2 separate regions of the Homo sapiens genome follow, and region 1 is linked to region 2. A link is an interaction called in ENCODE POLR2A ChIA-PET data of the cell type or tissue named here. Cell type or tissue: Panc1. All regions are shown on one strand. Each heading gives the region's core, and the rest is flanking DNA. Links, peaks and the distances in the headings are about the cores only.

Region 1 (4,377 bases), core at 378-4,377, 100 kb after region 2:
GGTGGCGCATGCCTGCAATCCCAGCTACTCGGGAGACTGAGGCAGGAGAATTGCTTGAACTCAGGAGGCGGAGATTGCAGTGAACTGAGATCACACAGTGCACTCCAGCCTGGGCAACAGAGCAAGACTCCATTTCAAAAACTAAATAAATAAATAAATAAATATAAATTTATTTGTCAACAAGTGTTTGTATATTACTTTTTTTTTTTTTTTTTGAGATGGAGTTTCACTCTTGTTGCCCAGGCTGGAGTGCAATGGCAGGATCTCCGCTCACCGCAACCTCCACCTCCCAGGTTCAAGCGATTCTCCTGCCTCAGCCTCCTGAGTAGCTGGGATTACAGGCGCCCGCCAACACACCCGGCTAATTTTTTGTATTTTTAGTAGGGAAGGGGTTTCACCATGTTGGCCAGGTCAGTCTCAAACTCCTGACCTCAAGTGATCCACCCGCCTCGGCCTCTCAAAGTGCTGGGATTACAGGCATGAGCCACCACACCCAGCCTGACAAATGAATTTTTAAATAAGTACATTGCTCTACAGACTTGCGTTAGAGATTACAAAGATAGTGCCTAGCCCGATGTCAACACAGGTGCTCAGTAAATACTAGCTAAATAGATGTGAAGTGACTTTGTTCCCAACTGACCTGGACACACCTGCATAGAATGCTGAAGGCAGACAATGTTGCTGTCATACAGCTTTTAATTCTGAACTGCTTTCCAATATGCTGCCTAGAATCTCTTCTGAACAACCTAGAGCTTGGTTCCTGATAGCCCATCTTCAATAAAACCAGATACCTTAGAGCTAAATCCTTTAAGTGAGTCTCTTCTGGCCCTACCACGATCTATTCACTCAATACATATTTACTGAATGCACACTAGGTATTAAAAAATAAGCCTAAGCCAACAAAAAGCCTTTTGTAAAGACCTTATCTTACAAAAAATTTAAAAATTGGCCAGGTGTGGTGGTACATGCCTGTATTCCCAGATACTCAGGCGGCTGAGGCAAGAGGATTGCTTGAGCCCAGGGGGGTTGAGGCTGCAGCGAGCCATGATAGTGCCACCGCACTCCAGCCTGGGTTAGAGCAAGACCTTGCCTCTAAAGAAATTTTTTTCAATATATGGAAGATATTAAAATGTATATTTTTTTTTAGAAGCCCAGCCTCATTGTTCTCTTAAAGAAAGTACAAGTAGGCACAGAAGAATGAAGTTCCATTCAGCAAGCATGTAATGAATGAACACCTACCATATGCCAGCACTATGCTAGGAATACCAAGATTTGCATGGGCCTGACCTCGAATCATGAGCACACCACAGCATCTCATCAAGGACACAAGCATGTATCTCAATAGCAATAACATAAGGCCAAGTGCCAGAAGTATGAGTACATGAGAGTGAGCTTTGCAGGCAAACAGGCCTGGGTTCTAGTCCTGACTCTGCCACTTAACTAGCTTGTAATCTGGGCATGCTCCTTAAATTCTCAAGGCTTTTATTTTCTCTTCTGTAAACCTGGATAATATCACCTCCTTCACAGGACTGTTGTGGGGATTTAATCACTAAGTATTAACAACATTTAGAGTCTAACACATAATAGGTATTCAACAAATAAATGTTATAATCATTAACAGGCATATTTGCTTAGGTATCTGCTGGGCTCTAACATATGCCTGGGACCACAGGCATAAAGAATAAGACTAGCTCTCTGACCTCGATATGTAAGCCAAAAAGTTATCATTGGCAGGATTCCTCCTTTTCCAAAAATAAAGACTTATGGGATTGTCGTGGGAACAGAGGAGGAAAGGAATGGAAAACTTTGGTCTTGTATTCTGAACGGGTAGGCAGTTGGAAAAGTGGGTTGTGGTAGGAAGAGAAGACAGGTGTTGAAATAAAGAATAGAAGTGAGGAGGAAAACTGTAGGGAGAAATATTTTAGCTGCAATGATAGTCCCGGGAGCCTCCAGTAAGTGAGGGAGCAGAGCAGGAGATAACCAGAAAAGCAGGTTGGGGCTAGACCCTGGAGGGCATTGAATACCAAGCTAAGGAGCTCCCATTTCGTTCTGGATGCAGATCTGGGGCCAGCGAGTAGCAATCAGGAAGATGACTGGCAATATGAGCTGGAAGAGAAGGGAGATCAGAAGTGGGAGGCCAGTTAAAGACTGATGAAATGGTCCAGGCAAAAGTAAATAGGGGCAAGAAGGTGATGCCTAGAATAGTCAGGCGCTGGTGAGTAAACAGGAGAAGTGACCGGAAATCTGAAGTCTATACCACCAGAATTTTGACGCTACTATTAAAGAACAGATACACAGCAAAAAAAGAGATTTGTGTTTACACCTGGTAGAAGTAGGAGGAGCTCAACACGACTCTACAACCAGTAAATTTCTACGTTTATTTGCAGTTCTAACAGTCTAAGACTCTAATAAATCTTGGTAGTCCTCAACCCTTACTTCCTTTTAATGTACGCCAGAGAATCTGTCACTTCCCTCATCTTCAAAGCAATCCTCCAGTCCTCCTCAGGCCTCAACTTTAATCAAGCCAAAAGCAGATACATTACTAATGCCTCCAAAAAGAAGGGATTATTTAAGAGGATAGAAACAAAATAAATTGTGTTTTCTGTCAAGTTCTGGTAGCCTCTGCAGTTAAGAATAGTTAAGAAAGGGGATGGTTGGAGAGTTATTCAATTACCACTCATGTCCTGATGTCTATTCACTTAAGATTCTGGTTTCTGGTAACTTTAGAAGTTAGACTTGAAAGGAGACCTGGCTGGGTGCAGTGGCTCACACCTGTAATCTCAGCACTTTGGGAGGCCAAGGTAGGCAGATGGCTTAAACTCACGAGTTTTGAGACCAGCCTGGACTGTGGGTGGCAAGCCACCCAGGCACCGAGGCAAGAGACAGAGGACACGAGCTGTTCCAGTATAATATAAAACAAGAATTGTTATACCAGATATAGATCTTAGATGTGATTATATATGAGTATCATTAATCATTAGTTGGTAGCAATTACTTCTTATTCCAATATTATGATAATCCTCACTCAATAATCATAGCCTAGGAAAAACCAGGCCATACAGAGATAGGAGCTGAGGGGACATAGTGAGAAGTGACCAGAAGACAAGAGTGCGAGCCTTCTGTTATGCCCGAACAGGGCCACCGGAGGGCTCCTTGGTCTAGCGGTGATGCCAGCATCTGGGAAGACGCCCGTCACCAAGAGGATCGTGGTCCAGCAGTAGCAAAAGGTGTCAAGAAACAACACCCGCTACTTAGCAGACCGGGAAAGCCGGCGGCGGGGGGGGGGGCCTTTCCCCGGGGGAGTTTAGAGAAGACTCTGCTCCTCCACCTCTTGTGGAGGGCCTGACATCAGTCAGGCTCGCCCGCAGTTATCCGGAGGCCTAACCGTCTCCCTGTGATGCTGTGCTTCAGTGGTCACACTCCTAGTCCGCCTTCATGTTCCATCCTGTACACCTGGCTCTGCCTTCCAGACAGCAGTAGTAAATTAGTGAAAATACTAATAGTCCCTGATGTGTAGAAATAATGGCGTAAGCTGTCTTTCTCTTTGTCTCCTCTCCCTCTCTGCCTCGGCTGCCAGGCAGGGAAGGGCCCCCTGTCCAGTGGACACATGACCCACGTGACCTTACCTATCATTGGAGGTGACTCACATTCTTTACCCTGCCCCTTCTGCCTTGTATCCAATAAATAATAGTGCAGCCCGACATTCGGGGCCACTACCGGTCTCCGCGCATTGGTGGTAGCGGTCCCCCGGGCCCAGCTGCCTTTTCTCTTATCTCTTTGTCTTGTGTCTTTATTTCTACACTCTCTCGTCGCCGCACACAGGGAGAGACCCACCGACCCTGTGGGGCTGGTCCCTACACTGGACAACATGGTGAAACCCCCAATATACAAAAAATACAAAAATAAGCTGGGTGAGGTGGTGTGCGCTTGTAGTTCCAGCTATTCGGGAGGCTGAGGTGGGAGGATGGGTTAAGCCCAGGAGGCGAAGGTTGCAATGAGCCAATATCAAGCCACTGCACTGGGCAATAGAGCCAGACCTTGTCTCAAAACATAAAAGGAGACCTGCCTTTGTCTCAGCATCTACCCCCCAAGACTGGAACATGGGGCCACCGCAACTGTCTGCAAAATTCACCTGGATATTAATCCCGCATTGCTTGGTGCCTGTCATCTCTCCTAATATTGCCCTGAAGAAATTATTTAAGCCCTGAGTTGTCAGTTTTAGTCTTATCTCCCAGGATTACCTCAAACTACTAAAGTCTTAACTATGTCTGACACTTGGTATTATTCCAGTAAATACTTTTTCACTCACTCTGCTTCTCCTCTCAGTACCACCAATAGGCCTCTCTACAAGTGATTTCAAAACCCTGGAATCCTGAG
Region 2 (4,393 bases), core at 307-4,306:
CCCCCTGGATTCTCAGCTCCCAGCTGACAGGTGTAGGAAGAGAATTCATCACATGCTATTGGTCAGAGTCCATCAATATGACCCCTCCCTAACAGTGGGGACACTGGCATGTGTGGTTTGTCCATGGGCCCTGGAGGAAAGAAAAACAAGTTTTGCTGAAGATCTAGCATGGTCTCTGCCACACACAGATAAGAATTTCTACTTTGGAAACACTAAGGCAAGAATTTCCATTTTACAAGGGAGGAAATAGAGGCTTTAAAAAGCGAAGTGCTGCTGAGTGTGGTAACTCATGCCTGTAATCCCAGCACTTTGGGAGGCCGAGGCGAGAGGATCACCTGAGGTCAGGAGTTTGAGAACAGCCTGGCCAACATGGTGAAACCCCGTCTCTACTGAAAATACAAAAATTAGCCTGGCATGGTGGCGGGCGCCTGTAATCCCAGCTACTCAGGAGGCTGAGGCATGAGAATCACTTGAGCCCAGCAGGCCGAGGTTGCAGTGAGCCGAGATCATGCCACTGCACTCCAGCCTGGGTGACAGAGTGAGACTCTGTCTCAACAACAACAAAAACAACAACAACAAAAATTAAAAAAAAAAATTTAAAAAGGCTGGGCACAGTGGCTCATGCATGTAATCCCAGTACTTTGGGAGGCTGAGGTGGGCGGATCACCTGAGATTGGGAGTTTGAGACAAGCCTGACTAACATGGAGAAACCCTGTCTCGACTAAAAATACACAATTAGCCGGGTGTGGTGGCGCATGCCTGTAATCCCAGCTACTCGGGAGGCTGAGGCAGGAGAATTGCTTGAACCCGGGAGGCAGAGGTTGCGGTGAGCTGAGATCGCACCATTGCACTCCAGCCTAGAGGCAACAAGAGCAAAACTCCATCTCAAAAAAAAAAAAAAAAAAAAAAAAAGAAGTGCCTTTCCCCAGGTGACACAGGTATTAAGAAGTAAGGCTGGATCCAAGCCAAAGCCTATGTTTCAACCTCCCTCTCTCTGTGCCCCTCAAGGATTGCCATAGTGCTATCTCCTGTGAACTCACTCCTGACCTCCAGATCTGCACCTCAAACCTTCAGCAGATGTCCTCACCTGGTGTCCCTCCAGCACTGCTAAGCATGTCCTGAACCAAGGTCATCCTTTCTCCCCACTTCCCAAGGCCTGTTGCCTTCTCCTTCTGAATGTGCTGTTATAGAAAATGGATCCACTCATAAAGCCAGAAAACTGGAGCTTCTTCTAGAATGTCCCTGTCTCAGAGTGCATTTAGCTGCAAGTAACAGAAAACCCAACTCAAAATGACTTAAACCACTAGAAAATGTCCCACTTCCTATAAAAACAAGTCCCCACATGTGGGGGTTTCAGGATTGGCAAATGTGGTGGTTCAACCACACAATCTAAGGACCCAAGTCCCTCTGTCTTCCCACTTGACCGCCCTCAGCCCTTGGCTTGATCTCTTCCTGATCTCTTCATGGAACTCCACTGTAGTCCCAAGATGGCTGCCTGGTTCCAGGCAACACACACAGAAAGGAAAGTTTCTACTTAATAGTCTTTTGCCAGGATTGTGTCACATGCCCATTCCTAAACAAGTCGTGGGCAGGGGCTTCCCATGGAATGATCAGAATGGCTGAGATTAATAACGGTTGGATTTTGTGTGGAGACCTAGCAGCTGTTCTCCACAACAATCCTTTGGTTTTATAAAGGATGAGCACCTTTCCTGCCAAGAGACGATGAGCACCATACAATATCTGTACACTACCCTCTTCCTTACTCCAACTTCTAGCCAATCACCACAGCCTGCTGATTTCACCTCCTTCATTTCTCTTGGTTCCATATCTTACTTTTGATCTCCATTTAAGCTATCATCATTCAAAACCTCAGGAAGTTGGGCAAACTTTTAACAGTGAATTACTTCATTAACATATAAGTCCTTAAATGCTAAAAAGCACATTCTCTTAAATGGTTTGTCCTGTCCAGTTGCTCCAGCAAATAATCTTTTCGTCACAGACATACAAAGATAAATTTTATTCTGGTTTTTGTGCAAATTGAAAGCAAAGAATAGAGAAATTCTAAAAGTGAGACATCAGAATTCATGGGTTGGTACTGTATTTGATGTTTTCCATTTCCAGAAATAATTATGACTAAAATTATTATAACATCTGATTTTTTTTTTTTTTTTAGACAGGGTCTCACTCCCATCACCCACACTGGAGTGCGGCGGCGTGATCACGGCTCGCTGCAGCCTCAACTTCCTGGGCTCAAGTGATCCTCCCACTTTAGCCTCCCAAGTAGCTAGGACTACAGGCAAGCACCACCACGCACAGCTAATTTTTGTGTTTTTAATAGAGACGGGGTTTCTGTATGTTGCTCAGGCTGGTCTTGAACTCCTGGGCTCAAGCCATCCACCTGCCTCGGCCTCTTAAAGTGCTGGGATTACAGGTGTGAGCCATCATACCCGGCCTAGAATCTGATTTTTGAAGATGCCTTAAATAACTTTGTTTTAAGGTGGCTCATGGAGAGTATTTAGATTCTATATATTGGTAGCTAACTACCATTTGAAAAATTAGTGAGAAGTATTATCACAAAAATAGATACTTATGTGCATTGTACATATCCAAAACTTGCAATCAGCTGGGTGCAGAGGCTCACGCCTGTAATCCCAACACTTTGGGAGGCCGAGGCAGGCGGATCATCTGAGGTCAGGAGTTCGAGACCAGCCTGGCCAACATGGTGAAACCCCGTCTCTATAAAAATTAGCCAGGCATGATGGCAGGTGCCTGTAATCTCAGCTACTCAGGAGGCTAAGGTGGGAGAATCACCTGAACCCAGGAAGTGGAGGTTGCAGTGAGCCGAGATTGCGCCAGTTCACTCCAGCCTGGGTGGATCATCTGAGGTCAGGAGTTCGAGACCAGCCTGGCCAACATGGTGAAACCCCGTCTCTATAAAAATTAGCCAGGCATGATGGCAGGTGCCTGTAATCTCAGCTACTCAGGAGGCTAAGGTGGGAGAATCACCTGAACCCAGGAAGTGGAGGTTGCAGTGAGCCGAGATTGAGCCAATTCACTCCAGCCTGGGCAACAGGGCGAGACTCCATCACCAAAAAAAAAAAGAAACCCTGAAATCTCCCTGTAAAGAAACCCTCTACCTACACTCATCTTGTGATATCATAAATACTATTTTTATTCTTCCAGTTGCCAAAAACCTTGTGTATTAATTATATATTGTGGCATAACAAATTGTCCCAAAATTTAACAGTTTAAAAAGCACACATGTATTATCTCAGTTTTGTGGGTGAAAAATCTGGATATGGCTTAGCTGTCCCCTCTGCTTTGGTGTCTTTCTCAAAGAACAGTCACACTGTTGACTGGTGCCGTGCTCTCATCTCATGGCACAACTGGGAAGGATGCACTCCAAGCTCACGTGGTTCAAGATTCAGTTCATCAGGGGTAGTTGGACTGACATCTTCAGTTCCTGGCTGGCTGTTGGTCAGGGGCTGCCCTCAGTTCCTTGCCATGTGGGCCTCTCAACAAGGCAGATTGCTTCACTGAAGTGTTAAAGCCAAGAAAGCAATGGAGAGAATCTGCCAGCAAGACAGAAGTCACAATCTTGGTGATATATCCACAGAAATGAGATCCCATCAACTTTGCCGTAATCTATTCATGATTAAAAAAAAAAAAAAAAGGGCGGGCAGGGTGCGGTGGCTCACGCCTGTAATCCCGGCACTTTGGGAGGCCAAGGTGGGTGGATCATGAGGTCAGGAGTTCAAGACCAGCCTGGCCAAGATGGTGAAACCTGTCTCTACTAAAAATACAAAAAATTAGCCAGGCGTGGTGGCGCACGCCTGTAATCCCAGCTACTCGGGAGGCTGAGGCAGAAGAATTGCTTGAACTCAGAGGGTGGAGATTGCAGTGAGCCCAGATTACGCCACTGCACTCCAGCCTGGGCAACAGAGTGAGACTCTGTCTCAAAAAAAAAAAGTCACTAGGTCCATCACAGACTCAAGAAGAAAGTTATACAAGAGCATGAATACCAGGAGGTGGGGGTAACTGTGAGCTGTGTCATAAACTGCCTACCGCATTGGAGTCATCCTCAATTTCTCACCTTCTCTCATATCCTCTATCCAATACTTCAGGCAGTCCAGCAGGCTGCAACTTCAAAGCAATTGACTCAGCATCAGTTTGCTGATGGTTTGCTCAAATGTCACCTGTTCAGTGGCATTTAACCATCTTACTTAAAATTGCAACTCACCCACAGACACACATATTCCCACTCCTCTTCCCTCATTTTTCTTTATAGCAGCAATCACCATCAGACATTCCAGATATTTAATCGTCTTTTAAATTTGCTCTCTCTCCACCTTAGCATGTAAGCTCTGTGAGGGCAGTGGTTTTTACCTGTTTT

Evidence for each region. ChIA-PET counts read pairs that join two places held together with the same protein. Peaks named below come from ENCODE experiments on the same cell type or tissue, not always from the same donor. Only the 100,000 strongest peaks of a DNase experiment are listed, where the experiment ranks them.
Region 1: POLR2A ChIA-PET joins it to region 2 with 6 read pairs; 2 of 35 experiments call an interaction of 5 or more read pairs at or near these places.

What each region holds. Positions count from the first base shown.
Region 1 is chr12:104,293,144-104,297,520 of GRCh38, reverse strand. The region is part of intron 4 of TXNRD1 (thioredoxin reductase 1); the gene reads right to left. Among named protein-coding and RNA genes, the nearest start is that of EID3, 8.4 kb to the left of the region's middle. In Panc1, for the core only: a CTCF peak has its summit at 3,138 (motif pointing right); no DNase peak of the experiment used is centred there; H3K4me3 peaks cover 1,938 bases; H3K27ac peaks cover 3,803 bases.
Region 2 is chr12:104,397,358-104,401,750 of GRCh38, reverse strand. LOC105369949 (a long non-coding RNA gene) reads right to left here. Exons shown (of 4, transcript XR_007063432.1): 4 at 3,152-3,572. LOC124903003 (a long non-coding RNA gene) reads right to left here and starts at 2,192. Exons shown (of 2, transcript XR_007063434.1): 1 at 1,088-2,192; 2 at 1-130. In Panc1, for the core only: no CTCF peak of the experiment used is centred there; no DNase peak of the experiment used is centred there.